Regions from separate parts of the Homo sapiens genome. Here region 2 is linked to region 1. A link is an interaction called in ENCODE POLR2A ChIA-PET data of the cell type or tissue named here. Cell type or tissue: OCI-LY7. All regions are shown on one strand. Each heading gives the region's core, and the rest is flanking DNA. Links, peaks and the distances in the headings are about the cores only.

Region 1 (8,982 bases), core at 1,701-6,700:
CACATCACCCAGGCCTGTCCAATGAGGCCAATAGCTATGGCAGCCGTTTTTTGTTTTTTTTTTTTTCTTTCCTGGATTTTTTCTCTTTTAGTCTCCAAAGATCTGTAGGCAACGGTGTTGGATTCCAGTTCCCTATCTCTAGGCATGTTGCATTCAAACCAAAGGCCTTGTGCAGAAGATTTCTATTTTCCACTTTCTATTAAGACAGCAAGGAGGGGCCGGGTGCAGTGGCTCACACCTGTAATCCCAGCACTTTGGGAAGCTGAGGCAGGCAGATCACCTGAGGTCAGGAGTTCGAGACCAGCCTGACTAACATGGTGAAACCCCATCTCTACTGAAAATACAAAAAATTAGCCGGGCGTGGTGGCGTATGCCTGTAATCCCAGCTACTCAGGAGGCTGGGGCAGGAGAATCACTTGAACCTGGGAGGCAGAGGTTGCAGTGAGCTGAGATCGTGCCATCACACTCCAGCCTGGGTGACAAGAGCAAAACTCCATCTCCCACAACACCTCCAGCATAAAAACAAAACAAAACAAACAAAAAACAAAAACAAAAAAACAAGGTAGTGGGAAGGAAGTCAAAACACAACTCAAATTGCATAATTGTGCCTTTGTTCAAGTGATGTGGTAACATTTATTTTTCTAGTAAGATTGTCAGTTCCAGAAGGGCCAGAACTCCTGTCTTTTGACTGTTCTATCACCTGTGTAGGTGCTCATAAATAAGTGCTTCTTGAGTGAACTCGTCTTCTACTCTGTGACAAATCACAAATTCTAACATGTTGGCTCTAATAGCAAACAAGATACAAGTCATCTCCAAAAACCTAGGTTGGCATATAGCCTGCTACCCAGTTGCCTAGAGGGATTTGGTATAATGCTAGCAAGAAATGGTGATATTTCATTACAATTACAGAAGAAAACATTATGAACTCAGATCTTGGAAAGAACGGACACTAATATGCCCAATGAATATAATTTTCACAGTATGTCCAGGTGTGGATGTCTGTATTAGAAACAATTGTCACTTTTGCTGAGTGTGGTGGTGTGTGTCTATAGTCCCAGCTACTTGGGAGGCTGAGGCAGAAGGATTGCTTAAGCCCAGGAGTTCCAGGATGTAGTGCACAATGACTGTGCCTGTGAATAGCCACTGTACTCCATCCTCGGCAACACAGTGAGACCCCATCTCTAAAAAAAGAAAAGAAATGAAATGACTGTCACTTTTGACAAGCTTTTAAACTTTCAACTAATTTTCTTCTTAAAATATTTAGGTTTAGAGAACACTTGCTTTCAGAGTGAAGTCCTTCAGTTCCATTAACACATAAATTTCATTAATGTCATGAAATCGTCCTTATAAAGGTCTGAATTCTTTCTAAATACAACAGACTACATTGGATCTGTCTGAAAGTCAAATGTGTTGAATTGAACTGAGTCTCAAACTTATCTTAACCACGTTACAGGTGAAAATCTTCTAAATGATTATGCTTGTTACACTATTGTAACTTTCTAGTTACCCTATAATTTTACTTTCTTTTTTTTTTTTCCTTTTTTTCTTTTTGAGACAGAGTTTCACTCTTGTGGCCCAGGCTGAGTGCAATGGTGCAGTCTCGGCTCACTGCAACCTCCGCCTCCTGGGTTCAAGCGATTCTCCTGCCTCAGCCTCCCGAGTAGCTGGGATTACAGGTGCCCGCCACCATGCCTGGCTAATTTTTGTATTTTTAGTAGAGACGGGGCTTCACCATGTTGGCCAGGCTGGTCTCGAACTCCTGACCTCAGGTGATCCGCCCGCCTCGGCCTCCCAAAGTGCTGGGATTACAGGCATGAGCCACTGCGCCCAGCCCCTAATTTTACTTTCTTTAAATGACATGAAATTACATTAAATAGTGACAAGTGGCAGACATCATCAAAAGAAACAGTGAAGACCATTAATATTTTGTCAGACTCTATGCAGTGGGTTGGAAAATACATAAACCCAGGGAGGATGAATTTCTTTACCCTCAAATAGATCCAATTCCTTCCCGTAGGTCGAAGACAACATCTCCAAAGGTAAAAATGAGAAACCCAACAACTACTTGATTGATGAGTAGGCAGCCTGCTAGTAGGGGACTCCTTCACTCATTTACAAATGAGCTGGGCATTGTACTCGGCCCTGCAGATGCAGAGGTAAACAAAACAGACCCATTGCCTCCCTCACAAAGTTTCTAGGAGCTTAGATTTTCACGGAGAAGACAAAACAATGAACAAGCACACACATACCTAAGACAGATCATTTCAGGTGCTGCGCAGGCCCACAAAGATAACACAACAGGGTAATGTGACAGGGGTGAGTTCGAGAGTCTGGAAAGGCCTTTCCAAGGAGAGAATAAGAGTAAGTTCGTTCCCTTTCAAACTGTATTCGTCATTCTGCCTGCTGACTCTATTTCGGTTGGCTTGGTCGAGGACTGGTGGCTGATTAATGTTCAATGACCCACGGGGACAGCCCAGGCCGACAGTTCCTCAAGACCCTGCAGGTCAACGTTTCGCAACTTCCCAAGCCTCTCCCTGCTCCAGAACGAGCCTGACTCCGCTCCCAGTTTTTCCGGTAATCTCCTCACCGCTCCGCTGCTGCATTTTACGCACGCCCTCCAGGGAGCGGTCCTCGGCGTCCAGCTCTCAGGATGTGGAGAGCTGCAAATAGCACCGACAGCTGCAGCTGGAGGTAGCCGCCCGGGAAGCCAGCCAGCTGCTGCCACCACAGGGGCCAGGGCCGGCCGCGGGCCTCCGCACGCCCTTGTGAGCAGCTCAGCGGAACCCTCGACGAGGCGGGCCGACTCGCCAGTGCAAATTACGGCTTTTATTTCCTTCTGGGTGCACACGTGGGGAGGGAGGGAGCTTGGGGAAGGAGAGTGTGCGCCCTTCAACGTTTGCCACTTCTCTTCAAAACTGCCTGGGAAGTAGGTCGGCACCAATAGTCACCTCATTTGCACAAACAGGGACACTGAGGTGAAGGAAGTGACTGCACCGCCTGAACAGAGCCGAGTGACAGGGAAGCAGGAATCCATCCAGTCTCTGTGCTCCTGGAGCCTGGCCTTTTCCTTCCGGTTTTCTTAGTGCTTTTACAGTATCTCCTGACCATTTCCCCCCTGCTACGTGCAGAAGACTCACCTTCTCTGGCCACACTCCTCAACGAGAAAATATGAGGATTACTTACAGAGCCCCACTGGAAATTTGTCTTTAAAGAAGGAAGCCTAGGCCGGGTGTCGTGGCTCACGCCTGTAATCCCAGCACTTTGGGAGGCCGAGGTGGGCAGATCTCCTGAGGTCAGGAATTCGAGACCAGCCTGGCCAACAAGGTGAAACTCTGTCTCTACTAAAAATACAAAAATTAGCTGGGTGTGGTGATGCACACCTGTAATCCCAGTTACTCGGGAGGCTGAGACAGGAGAATCACTTGAACTGGTGGGGCGGAGGTTGCAGTGAGCCGAGATATCGCCCCACTGCACTCAAGCCTGGGGGACAGAGGGAGACTGTCTCAAAAAAAAAAAAAAAAAAGGGCCGGGCGCGGTGGCTCACGCCTGTAATCCCAGCACTTTGGGAGGCCGAGGCGGGCAGATCACTTGAGCTCAGGAGTTCAAGACCAGCCTGGCCAATATGGTGAAACCCCCTCTCTACTAAAAATAAAAAATTAGCTGGGCGTGGAGGCAGGCGCCTGTAATCCCAGCTACTTGGGAGGCTAAGACAGAGTGGGACTCTGTCAAAAAAAAAAAAAAAAAGATTCAGACATGAGACCGTGAAACTGACTACAGTCACTATTGCACTGTTTATAGATGTTGCCAGACAGAAAGCCCCAAAGCAGCAGCAGCATAGTACCTTCCTAACACTTGGATTGGGAAATCTAGATTTTAGTAAAATAACTGGTGATACTTACAGAAGAAATGTTGGAGTTAGAGTATGCCATCAAAAAAAAAAAAGGAATCCTAGCCTGAAAGGTATTTAAAAATGCATTCCCTTGCCCTGCCACACACAGCGGGGAACAGGGATGGGGCCCCAGTCCGTGTGCAAACCCAGGCACACCTTCCCCAAAGGGAAGTGGAAAGGTGACAGGAGGGAAGCTGAAGCAAGGATGTCTTGTTCTTCCTGACGGTGTCCCGCATTTGCTGAGTGGGTGCACTCTTGCATGGGTGTAAGTTCTGCAGGACACAGGCGGCTCTCCAGGCAGCACTGACGGGGCTGATGCTTGGCACTTTGGGGCCTATTCTTCCACGAGGACATGGATTCGCTTCCTTGGGGTTCAGCCTGGTGTGGAAAGGAGTACCGGACCCGCTCAACGCCGCAGAAACTGGGACCCTGAGCACACACCCTAGGTCCAGTCTCCTATGGGAAATGGCCTGACAGGGTATGGGACAGAGCGGCCACTGCTTCCTCTGAGCGAGACAAACTTCTCTCCTGAGGCTATAGGGCTGAATGAAGAAAGTAGACTGCTGAGGTAGGCCCCATTCCCCTGATGATCAGGCAGGGTCCCGGGGGAGCTTCTCAGGGCAGTTTTAGCTCCTCTCTCAGCTTTTAATGCAAAAAAGAGAGACAAAACCTGATTGAGAAATGAGCGTAGAGCAGCAGAGCTGTACACAGGAAACTGGTGCAAATGACCGTGACATTGTAGTGTATTTTCATCTTTCTTCTTTTCATTTTTGTTCTGCAACAAAAAATTGTAATGTTTATAGTTTAAATGTTAAGAATTTAGCTGGTGGGCCAGATGCAATGGTTCACACCTATCATCCCAGAACCTTGGGAGGCTGAGGTGGGAGGATTGCTTGAGGCTAGGAGTTTGAGACCAGCCTGGGCAACAAAGTCAGATCTCCATCTCTACAAAAATTTTTTTGAAAAATAGCTGGGCATGATGGTGCACGCCTGTAGTCCCAGCTACTCAGGAGGCTGAGGTTGGAGGATCGTTTGAGCTCAGAAGTTCGAGGTTGCAGTGAGCTATGATCAGGCCACTGCACTCCAGCCTGGGCAACAGAGCAAGACTGTCAAAACAACAACAACAAAATAATTCAGCTGGTATTCAGTAACACATGATACTTAAGTGGTCTGCCTAAAAAAATAAAATAAAATAAAAATACAACCTTTTTAAACAAACAACCCATACAGGTTGACAGGTCAACACTGAAGACTATGAAATCACAAGATTTGCAGTGAATGAGAAGCACAATTATATTCTTCTTCTTTTTCAGTTAAATTTGAAACACGCTTCAGCAAATATGTATGTGTCTTCCAGGTGGATGTTGCATTTCAGGTTTCCTTTCTGTTGCCTACAGTGCTTTAAGTCTGCTAGAAATTCCCTTGAGAGAGAAGGAGATGTTAATGCAGAATATTAAGTCCTCTGCCTATCACATCCATAAAGCCACGCCTACCTCTCTCCCAGGGGCATGAGAAATTGCTTTCGCGTGCTATTTGGAGAGGCCTTGGCGTCCAGAAACAAAGAAAACCAAGAAACAAAGAAAAGTGATACAAACCAATGCCCTCAAGACATAAGATAAGGAAGTACAAAGACCTAAAGAAGCACTGAGTTTTAAGTCACTGGTTTTAAAAAATAATTCAAGTTAAAGCTTTGGAGTCACTGCATTTGTGACGACTCTCACTTGACCACTTGCTAGTATGGGTATCCTTGGGCAAGTACCCAGCCTCCTGTGCCTCAATTTCTCCATTTGTCAAATGGGCACAACAATCCTACTGACTTTATAAGGTTTCACTGGTATGTGTGAGAATTTAATAAAATAATCCATGGAAAATGCCTGCCATTATGCTTGGCATTTGGTGACAGCTTAATAAATCGTTAGCTATTGCTTTCTTTTCTTTTTCTTTTTTTTTTTTTTTTTTTTTTTGAGATGGGATCTCGCCATGTTGCCCAGGCTGGTCTTGAATTCCTGATCTCAAGGAATTTCTTGAATTCTGAACATTGGAATCATCCAGGGGATTGATGCCTGGGTTCACCCAATGGATTCTGATTGACTTGGTCTGGGTGTGGCTTGGGCTTTGGAAGTTTTAAAAGCATTCCTGGGGATTCTTAATGCTCAGCCAAGTTTGGAAACTAATGCTTTTTGGTGTCACCCTAACCAAAAAGGCAAAGCAGATGTTTATAGTTTAGATCAAATTAAGGCAGTATGTATTTTGAGCTAATAATTTGACTCACTTTACTGCATTAACCACTCAAATTAGCCAAACAACTATTTTTTTCACTGAATTTATAAGTTTTGGCTGATTTGACTAATAAATTAAGCAAAAAGTTTGATTCCTTAAAATCATATGGCCACAAGCTCAAGTAAATTAAATTCATTGGGAACCAGCTATGATTGTAGGTATTTTGAACCATTATGATACATTAGGTATGCATTATTTATTTTATTTTTATTTTTATTTTCATTTTTGAGATGGAGTCTCTCTCTATTGCCCAGGCTGGAGTGCAATGGCGCGATCTCAGCTTACTGCAACCTCTGCCTCCCAGGTTCAAGTGATTCTCACTGCCTTAGCTTCCTGAGTAGCTGGGATTACAGACACGCACCACCACGCCTGGCTAATTTTTGTATTTTTAGTAGAGATGGGGTTTCACCATGTTGGCCAGGCTGGTCTCCTGACCTCGTGATCCGCCCACCTCAGCCTCCCAAAGTGCTGGGATTACAGGTGTGAGCCACCACGCCTGGCCTTAGGTAATGGATATTCCATTAACATGCTGATAGTTTTAGATTTATTTGATCAGTTCATCCAGTACAAACTTGATTCTTCAAACTAATATAGCTACAGTCTAAAGGAAATTGAATTTGTTGGGGACCACCTAGGCTTTTCAGTGTAATTTAGAATATAAATTACTATAGGAATACGCATTATTTTATTCCTGCACATTTGCCAACAAAGTGGATGTTAAATCAAAATGCTATTGTTGGAATGAAACTGATGCTGCCTTGTCCTTTGATCTCATTCTGGGGACTTTTGAAGGTGTGTAGGCTGCTATTGGATTTGTACAGCACTATTGGTTTATTACTAACCACCTCTTTTAAAAATTAATGAGCCTGTTGGTTAACTTAGTGCTTCAGGTCACACTGATCCATCAGATGAATCACAAGTGAGGTAGCACTCTCAGGCTCTATCAACTTCCTGCCAACATTTTCCGTTAGAGGCATGAAATGCTAGATTAGAAAAAGGCCCTGGCCCTTGTTGCCCAGAGTTCTGCATCTGGCCACGGACCTGGGGCATCAGGTGCCACTTTAACTAGTTGAGCAGAGCAAACCTTTCTGCGATGTATCCATAGTTGGACAAAACAGAAGCAACCACTTGTCTCCAGACTCTAAAATATAAAACAGTAATCGGGCAATTATATGTGTATGGTTTATTTTCTCCACTGCAGAATAAGTTATTTGTTTATTAGGTATGTATTTATAAGGGGCAAAAAAATGACATCACTAGAACATGGGGAGCATACAAAAGTTATTTTAATTTCCTCTTTTTTTTTTTTTGAGACAGTCTTTCTCTGTCATCCAGACTGCAGTGCAGTGGTGTGATCTCGGCTCACTGCAAGCTCCGCCTCCCAGTTCAAGAGATCCTTGTGTCTCAGCCTCCAGCTGGGACTACAGGTGTGCGCCACCATGCCTGGCTAATTTTTTTGTATTTTTAGTAGAGATGGGGTTTCACCATGTTGGTTAGGCTGGTCTCGAACTCCTTACCTCAAGTGATTTGCCCACCTCGGCCTCCCAAAGTGCTGGGATTACAGGCGTGAGCCACCATGCCTGGCCTAATTTTCTCCTTTTATGAAAAAAGGAGTTTTGGCTAAAGATTGAGTTTTTTAAAACTTTAGCTAATGGTGGTCAAAAAGGTAGAAAGGGAACTAGTATTTAGTCAATGTCTATTATGTGCAAGTAAGCTCTTTCAGTGCATAATTTTCTTCCTTCCTTCCTTCCTTCCTTCCTTCCTTCCTTTCTTTCTTTCTTTCTTTCTTTCTTTCTTTCTTTCTTTCTTTCTTTCTTTCTTTTTCTTTCTTTCTTCCTTTCTTCCTTTCTTTGTAGAGACAAGGTCTTGCCATATTGCTCAGGCTGGTCTTGAACTCCTGGCCTCAAGTGATCTGATCCTCCCACCTTGGCCTCCCAAAGTGTTGGGATTAGAGACATGAGCGACTGTGCCTGGCCCATAATCTCCTTTAATCCTTACAACTCCTCAAATAGATTCAGTCCCAATTCATAGACAGGATAACTGAGGTTCAGGGAGGTAAAGTAATTTGCCCAAGGTTGCATGGTGTGAAGTCACAAAAGTGGGATTTGAGCTCAAGTTAGTCTGCCCTGGGCCCTATGATCTATCCATTATATCTCAGGGTGACCAACCATCCTGGTTTGCCTAGGACTGAGGGATTTCCCGGAAGGTGAGACTTTGTTTTTAAACCATGACAGTCCTGGAAAGCCAGGAGGACTTGATCCCTCTACTTGGTAACCAGAGGTCACTGCTTCCTTAGCAAGCTAGGGAGATTCCAGGCCCTAGGTCAGTGTCTGATGGGAAGGACACACAGGAGGTCTGGATCTCTCACTTATTTCAGGATTAATGTACCCAACCATGCTACATTCCCACTGGAGAAAGCAAGTTAATGGCACTTCCAGACAAATTACGCACTATATCCTTAGATCATGTAGGTCAAGGGTCAGCAAACCTTTCCTGTAAGGTTCATTTTCAGTCTGCAACTTAGGTCTTCAGTGTTGTGAGTTGTAGGGTCTCTATCACAACTGCTCAGCTCCACCATAGTAGTTGGAAGCAGCCATCGGCAATCCAAAAAGAGCGAGCCTGGCTGTACTCTAAGCAACTTACAGTTACCCAAACTGGAGGCGGGCTGGATTTGGCCCACAGATAGTTTGCCAAACCCTGATGTATGTTATTAATAAAGAATCCTTTGCATAGATAATGTATTTTTGAAGAAGAATTATTTCTGGAAGTTACTTTAATTGGGGTACGGCCAGTGGGCAGTTAGGAGCTCTCTT
Region 2 (8,982 bases), core at 2,450-7,449, 120 kb after region 1:
TGATGTTTTCGTTCGAATATTGACTTTAGAGCATCTCACCAGGACTATGTTTTCTGCTGTGATTTCCTTCCTTCTGCTCAGCCTAGAGATGGACTGCTCGTGCCAATCCATGGGGCAGGGGGGCAGGGGGATGAGGTGCCTGCTGTGGCCCAATTCTCCTGCCTTCCTGTTACCAGACTGGAGCCCTCCATTGGCACCCTGCCCTCTCTAGGCCACTGGATCACCACCACCTTTGCCTGCTGTCAGAGCTAAGAGACCCACTTGGGCATCTGCTGTATTTGCAGAATTGTATCAGTCACACGGTTCATTTATTCAGCCATGGGTGCATGCATTCACTTACTTACAACCTATATCTCTATGAGTGCCTCCACATGTCTATCACTGTGCAGTTCCCTGGAGACACAAAACTGAGTAAGGCATAATGCCTGCCTTAAGGGGGAAAGAGTCACACAAACACAGTTTTGCTTTTTTTTTTGAGATGGAGTCTCTCTCTGTTGCCCAGGCTGGAGAGGCGTGATCTCGGCTCACTGCAAGCTCCAGCCTCCCAGGTTCATGCCATTCTCCTGCCTCAGCCTCCTGAGTAGCTGTGACTACAGGTGCCTGCCACCATGCCTGGCTAATTTTTTGTGTATTTTGAGTAAAGATGGGGTTTCATCATGTTAGCCAGGATGGTCTCGATCTCCTGACCTCATGATCCTCCCGCCTTGGCCTCCCAAAGTGCGGGGATTACAGGCATGAGCCACCGCGCCCAGCCACAAACACGGTTTTTAAACAATGCAGAACTGCAGTATTAGAGCAATGCCTAAGGTCTTATTTTTATTTTATCCCTTCTCCTGCAAACATGCGATTCTCTTTTCCTCCTATGGGTCTGCCAAAGGCGAAAATAAGAATACCAACCACCTGATACAAAAGGACAATTATTACTTTGACCAAAAGGATATCTGCTGCAAGAGAAATACTCTAGACATCAGTGGAGTGGTAGGGTAGTGCAGCAGGTAGGGGCTCCAGGGCCTGCTGGGGCTTTGCTGCACATTTTGGGGTGCAGCAGCTAGGAAGGAAACACAGAAGTGGGTGCTCCAATGATGAGGTGACACCTAGATATATAAGTCCTGATCTTCATAAGTTCAATGGTTTTTTTTCTTATCTTGTTTCTCAGGAGGGGCGAAGGGAGGTGAGCTTTATAGATTTTGTAGAAGAGGGCAGTCCCACAAAATGCCTCCTGACTTCTTATTCATTGTTCAGCTCAAACGTGTGATATTTTCTGAGCTTGAACTGGCAGTGGGGCAGGTGGGGAGGGTAAATTCAGCTGTGAGCTGCACACTCAAGGGCAGCAGAAACAACCGGGCATTGGCCTTGTCAATGACCTTCACAAGCAGGTGTCCAAGGAAGGTGGTGAAGTATTATTCAGTATTATTTAGACTAGAAGGTTCTTAGAGAGGAACATCTCTTGTTTATTGGCCTAAAAAAAATTAACATGCAGCAAGATTGACCTTGGGTGTGTGTAGAATTCTACGCCTTTTAATGAGTGTAGAGAATCAGGTTGCAGAACAGCTTCATCACACCAAAATGTCTTCATGCTGTCCCATTTTAATCACACCCTCATCCCACCCCGAACCCTAGCAACCACTGATCTATTCTCTGTTGCCAAATTTTTATTTTTGAAATTGCTATATAAATGAAATCATTACAGTACATAACCTTTTGAGTCTAGTTTCTTTCACACGAGGTAACTGTCTGTAGATCTTTCTTTAGTAATTCTTCTACAGCACGACTGCTGCCAAAAATTCTCTTATTTTTCATGTATCTGATAATGTTCTTATTCCACCTTCATTCCTGAAGGATATTTTCTTAGAATATAGAATTCTAGGGTGACAATTTTTTTTCTTTCAGCATTTTATCATCTTGCCTCCAATTGTTTTAGATGAGAATTCCACAGTCATTTAATTGTTCCTCTATAAATAGTGTGTTGGTTTTCTCTGACTGTTTTAATATTTTCGGGGCTGGTTTTAGTTCTTAGCAGTTTCATTAGAATGTTTGGGCATAGGTTCCTCTGGGTTTGTCCTGTTTGGAGTTCACTGAATTTCTATAGGTTTGTGCTTTTTGCCAAATTTGGGAAGTTTCCAGTCTTTATTTTTTGAGTATTTTTCTGTACCACACTTTTTCCTGTCCTTTTGGAGCTCTGATGACACAAATATTAGGCTTTTGGGGAATTGTTTCACAGGACCCTGAAGTTCTGGGTGGTTTTTAATTTTTTTTTTAATTTTTACTTTTCTCAATCTTTATTCTCTTTGCTAAAGCTTTCTAGAGTGTTGGTTCTTACTTCTTAGAGCACTTTTATAAAAGTCGCTTTAATTTCTTGTCAAATAACTATCACATTTGTGTTTTCTTCATATTGACATCCATTGATTGTCTTTTCTCTCATGAGTTGAGATTTTCCTGGTTCACATGGCGACTAGTTTTGAAGCATATCATGAGCATTTTGAATATTATATTATGAGACACTAGGTCTTGTTTCAATCTGTACAGGTTTGTTCATTTACTTATGTTTTTTTAGCAGGCAATTGACACAATTGGTTTAGACTGCAAGTTCTGATCAGCTTTCTGTGGTTGTGGTTGCAATGTCAGTTCTATTTTCAAAGTCACTGTGGTCCTGTTCACGTTTCTCCTGGGTGCCTATTATTTCATGGTCAGGATGGGACCTAGATAGCGATGTAGCTGTTAATTCAGTTCTCAAAGTCTCTGTTATGATGTTTGTGATCAAATCCAAGAATGCACAGCTCAAGGGTGTGCCCACAAGCCAGCAAATAACTGTCTGGGTTCGTTTTCCCAAGCTCCTTTCTCTCTACCATCTCCCTGGCACTTTCCAGTTTCCCAGGATTCACCTTTTTGGCTATCCATCCAGAAAACTGGAGCCTTATCACCCTGCTCTTCTGTGCACTCACTGTGACTCTGCCCTGTCCAGGACCAAGTGGTGGGAGCCCAGAGAAAAGAAAAAGCATGGTCTTGGGACCATGATTCCTTTGACTGAAGAGGAAGGTCCCGCTTCGACAGCATATTCTGTGCTGTGGGCCTTCCATGCTGTGGCTGCCACTGCCAGAAGACTCTTCTCTCACCTTGAGTCTGAACTAGAAGGTTTATGCTGGAACCCTCCCTGTCACAAAGGCTGCCTTGAGTCCTGTCCAGGGAATACAGAGGGTAAACATGGTAAATCCACAGTCAATTGGTGATACTTTTGAATTCTGGTTTTCTCCCACAATCTACCTGCTACTGTTTACTTTTTCAAGAGTTCTCAAGCAGCTGCACCAAGCATTCTGTCCAGGTGTTATAGATATATTCTATGGGAGAACCAGAACCAAAACCTGTTCCTGGATTTTTGCAGAGCCATTTCCCCAGTATCTCCTTGGTCTGAGATCTGGGGACATTTTCCAGGTTGCAAAGGTAGAATGGATACATCATCCTGAGAGTTTATGATGGCAATTGTTAAATATGTGAGTTTGTATGTTCATGTGTATATGAGTATTTATTAAGTACTGAAAATAGACATTGCAGGTGAATTCAGGCAATATGAAAGCTACAAAGGGGAACCAAATCCTTGTTTCCAAACTGGAGTGGTGGTCACCTCCTCATGTTCCTAAACCACTGCAGAGGGGAAGAGAGCTTTTTCCACCTGTTCAGCAGATACAGTACTGTAGGTAACAGCTTGCCAGCAGACCTATTGTTCTATTGGGCAAATATAATATTCTAGCCATGGAGCTGTCAGCTCTGCATCAACTTGCAGGTACCATCGAAACCTTTTTTTCTTTTCCTTTTATTCATTTCTTCTTCCTGCCCCTTGTTATGGAGCAATGTGATGTTAGGACACACATGATTAGATCTAGGTAACAGAAAGTGATGGGTGGAGTGTTGATGAAAAGGAATGAGGTTCTTACGTGTTGTAAATGTTGTGATCCAGGCTGGGGCAATCTTTAGGTTGGGGGTGGGAGTTGCAGTGCAGAAAACCCTTGATTGATAAAGATATAGATGTGCTTGCCAATGTCACCCAAGGGATAAACAGCTTGCCCGCCATAAAATCTCATTAGTCCTGCCAGGTGAATGAAGAAATGTAAAGATGTGTGGCCCCAGTCTAACTAAAGCCATCATCTCAAGAATGTCTCAGCAGTGTGTTATGGGTCTGTTTGAAGATTTCAATTTACCTGTAGTAGGTTTGCTTTCTTTCTTTCCACTAGAGGAAAACATTCAGCTTGTTTTATTGTTTTGGATTCATTTTCAGAGGACCAAAAATATCATAGCCCTCTCTCCAAAAAAAAAAAAAAAAAAAGTAAAAATACCAACCGTTTGACTGTCCTCCCCAGCACACACACAATCTTAAAGGAGATTTCAGTTTGTGCAACAATGGGTCACTTTTGTGGATGTACAAGTTGAATGAGATAGTTGTGAATTCATTTGTGGTGGAAAAACATGCTGAGAATTTGAAAATGTCTCTGAAGAAAAGACATTGTATTATATTTTCCTTTTTGACATATTTGGTGAGTATAAGAAACATCATCAATTCTTTCAACAAATGTTTACTAGGAACCTCTGAATGCACGGTCAGTGTTAGGAGCTACAAGAGATGTAGAGGATACACCAAGAGCAAGGGCCTTACTCTCTCAGAGCTTCCAATCTGCCTGTAAAGACGATATAGTTGTAGGTGGTGTTGTCTGAGTGTTCACTCAGTTGCCAGGTCAGAAAGCTTGGCCAAGCTTCAGCTTCACTGGTTCCTCACTTCCCATATTCAATTGGTTGCCAAGTCATCTTGATCCTATTTCCAAAATGCTTCTCAAATTTACTTGGTTTCCCTCCTCCTACTGCTGCTGCAACTCTATCAGGCTTTCACTTACTTCAATTGCCCAGATCATAGCAATTTCCTTCTAACCAACCTCCAATCAAGTCATGTATCTGGTCATGACTTTTCCCTATTCAAAATTTTTTCATGGTTCTTTATTATGTCCAGAATAAGGCCCACAGCTCCTTAGCACATACATTATTCTGGTCCAAACTTCCTCTTTCATGTCTGTCTTCCACTGGACCTGTAACATGAGGTGCTCTCTGAGAAGACCACGGATTTGCCCACTCCTATGCCTTTGTTCTTGTTATTCTTCTGCTTATAGTCCTCTCCTTTTTTTTTTTCTGCCAAGCAAAATCAAACTTGTTCTTCAATACAAGGTCAAATGCTGCTTCTTCAGTGTGGCCAGTCACCGGTTATAGCTCCCATTTCTAGGCTCCTGTAGAACTTTGTTTAGGTATCATTTATTCATACATTCATTTGATGTATTCATTAAGTAATACTTTATTACTGGGCAATAGACTAGCTGCTGAGAATGCAAAGGTAAGACATCATTCCTGGCCTCAAGGGACTTAGTCTAGTGGGGAGATGAATTTGAACATAATAAGCATATGCAATGAGAAAAGATAGTGGTTATAATGGATGTGTGGACAAAGGTGTGTGTGTGTCTATGGGAGGTCCAGCAGAAGCAGCCACTAAATCTGCCTAGAGGAACTTCCATAGGACACAGCATTTGAGCTGAGGCTTGGTGGTCGGTTAGGGTTTTCCTGGTAGACAAGTAGAGGCAGGAGATTTCAGGTAGAAGAGCACAGCGAAGGCACTGAACCATGCAGAGCAAGGCACCCGAAGAAGGAGAGTCCACATTCACAGGTGCAAAGCGTGAGGGCAGCTGTAAGGTTTGTAAGGCAGCATACAAGACAGATGCCGAAGCAGAGGCTGTGTGACTCCATCCAGAGACGATGACCAGGGAGGGGTTCCTGCAATGTGTGGGAGGTTAGACTAACTGCTGGGATTAGATTCCAGGAACAAAAGCATCTCAGAAATATGTGTGCTTAAAAAAAATGTAGATAAGGGCTGGGCGTGGTGGCTCACGCCTGTTATCCAAGCACTTTGAGAGGCCAAGGTGGGAGGATCACCTGAGGTCAGGAGTTCAAGACCAGCCTGGCCAACATGGTGAAACCCCACCTCTACTAAAAATACAAAAATTAACTGGGCATGGTGGCAAGCGCCTATAATCCCAGCTACTCGGGAGGCTGAGGCAGGGAGAACTGCTTGAACCTGGGAGGCGGAGGTTGCAGTGAGCTGAGATTGCCCCACTGCATTCCAGCCTGGGTATCAGGGAGAGACTCCGTCTCAAAAAGAAAAAAAAAAAAAAGTAGATAAGTCTGTTGGAACCATTTTTAATTTAAAGGGTACTCTCGCTCCCCCAAATGACAGCAGTACTAATCATATAGCAACATATTTGTTTCTGAGTGCTTAGACCAATATGTGAATTAAATTAATTCTTCCCACTCTTTTTCACTACCTTCTCTTTATCTTCTTTCTTCCTTTCCTGGGAATTACTGTAAGATAGTACTTATGGTATATATTTAACTGATGTTGAATTTTGACTGGAAATAGTAAGTCTAAAATCTAAAAATAATTAGAGGAATATTCCATACCTATTACTATAAAAATCAACTAAATCTATCTTATTTTTAGCCATGTGACTCTTCATTATGTTTCTGCTTCCCACCCGATGTGGACTACGGCTCACACACAGGCGTGCACACACACAGAGCTTCCCCGTTGCCGATATAAAACACAATTGCTAGATTCCTAGCCCCATCCCCACTGATTTGGGAGGAGGCAGGTGAAGCTCAAGAATGTCTAACACAGGCTCCCAGGTGACGCCCAGGCTGCCAATCCGGAGACCACTCTTTGAATCACATTTCTCTACGTGCTGCTATCTCCATTATTAAACTCTAAACATATGGATTAGAGAACACTAATCCATATGTTACTTGCTGAGTTGAAAGGCATTTTAAGAGGTTATCTAGACTAATCATCACTTTGAGCTACTATCCAAGGCTACTCCAATGAGGTGCCAAGTAAATGCAGTTAAATGTAGTTTCAAGTCCCCGTCCTCATAGAGATAGAACTTGGTTGTTCTGGGTATCACATTTTGTTAATCTTGCATAAGAAACAATCCCGTGACACAGTATATGTTATCACGCATATAACAAATGACACATGAACTTCCAAACCACAGTAGTTAATGCCTGGGGACAAAGGTAACTGGCTAATTGAGCTTCTTTAACTTGACTTTCAAATAATTGCCACCTCTCTGTATCCTCAACCATTAAACCTATTTATTTTTCTCATGAACTTTACTGAGGACTGATTTAGGTACAATAAGTTGCACCCATTTAAAGTGTACACCAGTCTAACTTTTAAAACTACTAAATTACTAATGACTTATTAATTTAAAATTATTCATCAATATGAGTAAAAATATTTTTAGAAAGCCTACACAACTGGAAAATACTACATGCTTTTAGAAGGAGGGAGACATATGATTTTCTATTTTTGGAATCTATCGGGTACACATGATAGAAAGGCAAGTGGGAGTAAATGGAAATCAGGATGAGACTGTCCACAAGGACCTTGGAAAACCTTGGAGGTGCATCTGGCATCTGGTGCTCCTGAACTTGGCTTGGTGTGCTCAGATAGCAAAGGCTGCTCTGGGAGGATTTGGGCTGTGAGAATGGAGCGAAGGGGATGAGTCTTTGTCATGCTTTCACGGCTGTCTGTCACTTCCTTTATGTTCCCAATGTCCCCACCCTGGTAGGCCCCGTCTGAGTTATACCTAGATTATTATTAAAAACCATCAGCGTTTCTCCTTGACTCCTGTCTCTCCCCATATAAACCTATATTGCATCTGTGTTTATGCCACTTTCCAACTAACAAAACTTCAGAGACTCTCAGGGTGAAGTCAGAATCTTCCCTCTGGCATTTGAACCCCTCAACTGCATAACCTGTGCCTCATCCACCGATGTCACCTAATTTCAGAGGCAAATCACCTGCGGCAGATGAACGGCTCTGTTGACTTGCTCTTACCTTCATGTCTTCCTGCCTGCTGGAAAATCCCTTCATTTTCCTTACCTTTATTTCATGGTCCAAATGAAGTTCTCTATCAACTTCATGCACACAATGGAGACTTGATTCCCTCAGAATTCCCTCTCCCCATTTTTCTAGTTCTCACCTTCTGAACTACTCGTTTTATACATAATCATGAACTGCTTTGGATTTGTGTTTAATAGTTCATGGGCATATGTTCTGTCTCTCAAGTGGAATATAAACTGCTTGAAGGTCAGGGACCATGCTGTGGAATACTTCTTGGATTTTAGGATTGTTAAGTAATTACAGTAATAAAAAAGATACCTTAATGTATAACTAAATGTCTTGAGACTTTCCACATAAATCCATGAATCTGAAAACAATCTTTTGTTAGACCATGTATCTTGTTTTTTTTATTTTAAAAATATGCTATTTTTATAGGCACTAAGGGAATGCAGAGTAGTGACAATAATGATGAACATTTATTGTGTTTTTACTGAGTGTTGTGCACTTTCCTCAGTGCTATGCTGTGCCTTAATCCTCCTGACAACACACAGAGACTGGTGCTATTATTATCCCCATTCTATAGCCACGGAAACTAAGGCACAAAGGGTGAAGTCATTGGCAAGGTCAGAAAGCCAAACTTGAGGGAGCTGGGCCTGGTGCCCACCAGCTTAACCACAGCACACACTGCAACTCATTCATACGAGAAACACACGAAATGTAGGCTGTGTTGAGAAATAAATAGCAGAATTGTAATTAGGGGCCAGAGGAAAAGGGTGTGAAGACCATGTCAAGATTTATGCCTGTGAGATGGTGAGTAGGAACATGTCCTCTCTGTAATGAAGGTGTTATATTCTAATAAACGCAGGAGAAGGAAGAGTTCATTATCGGTAGGATCTATTTTTAGATCCTTTTTCTTATGTCATTACGAAGAAAATATAAAGTCTCCCATTTGATTGCTCTGTATATGACAGGTCTGATCTTTTTTTTTTTTTTAAGATTCTCTATCTAAACTGTATTTTCCTGAGTGTTTCCATTAAAAATCTCCTTTTCAA

Evidence for each region. ChIA-PET counts read pairs that join two places held together with the same protein. Peaks named below come from ENCODE experiments on the same cell type or tissue, not always from the same donor. Only the 100,000 strongest peaks of a DNase experiment are listed, where the experiment ranks them.
Region 2: POLR2A ChIA-PET joins it to region 1 with 11 read pairs; 3 of 35 experiments call an interaction of 5 or more read pairs at or near these places.

The regions. Positions count from the first base shown.
Region 1 is chr13:30,439,564-30,448,545 of GRCh38, reverse strand. It overlaps LOC107984577 (a long non-coding RNA gene), which reads right to left and starts at 2,801. Exons shown (of 2, transcript XR_001749803.2): 1 at 2,250-2,801; 2 at 1-1,181. RefSeq lists enhancers at 2,440-2,619, 2,029-2,914 and a silencer at 3,381-3,572. In OCI-LY7, for the core only: no CTCF peak of the experiment used is centred there; DNase peaks (open chromatin) are centred at 2,745, 4,495, 4,855, 5,365 and 2 weaker places; H3K4me3 peaks cover 4,712 bases; H3K27ac peaks cover 5,000 bases.
Region 2 is chr13:30,319,507-30,328,488 of GRCh38, reverse strand. The region is part of intron 1 of LOC124903145 (a long non-coding RNA gene); the gene reads right to left. LINC00427 (long intergenic non-protein coding RNA 427) reads left to right here and starts at 8,586. Exons shown (of 2, transcript NR_186618.1): 1 at 8,586-8,740. In OCI-LY7, for the core only: no CTCF peak of the experiment used is centred there; no DNase peak of the experiment used is centred there.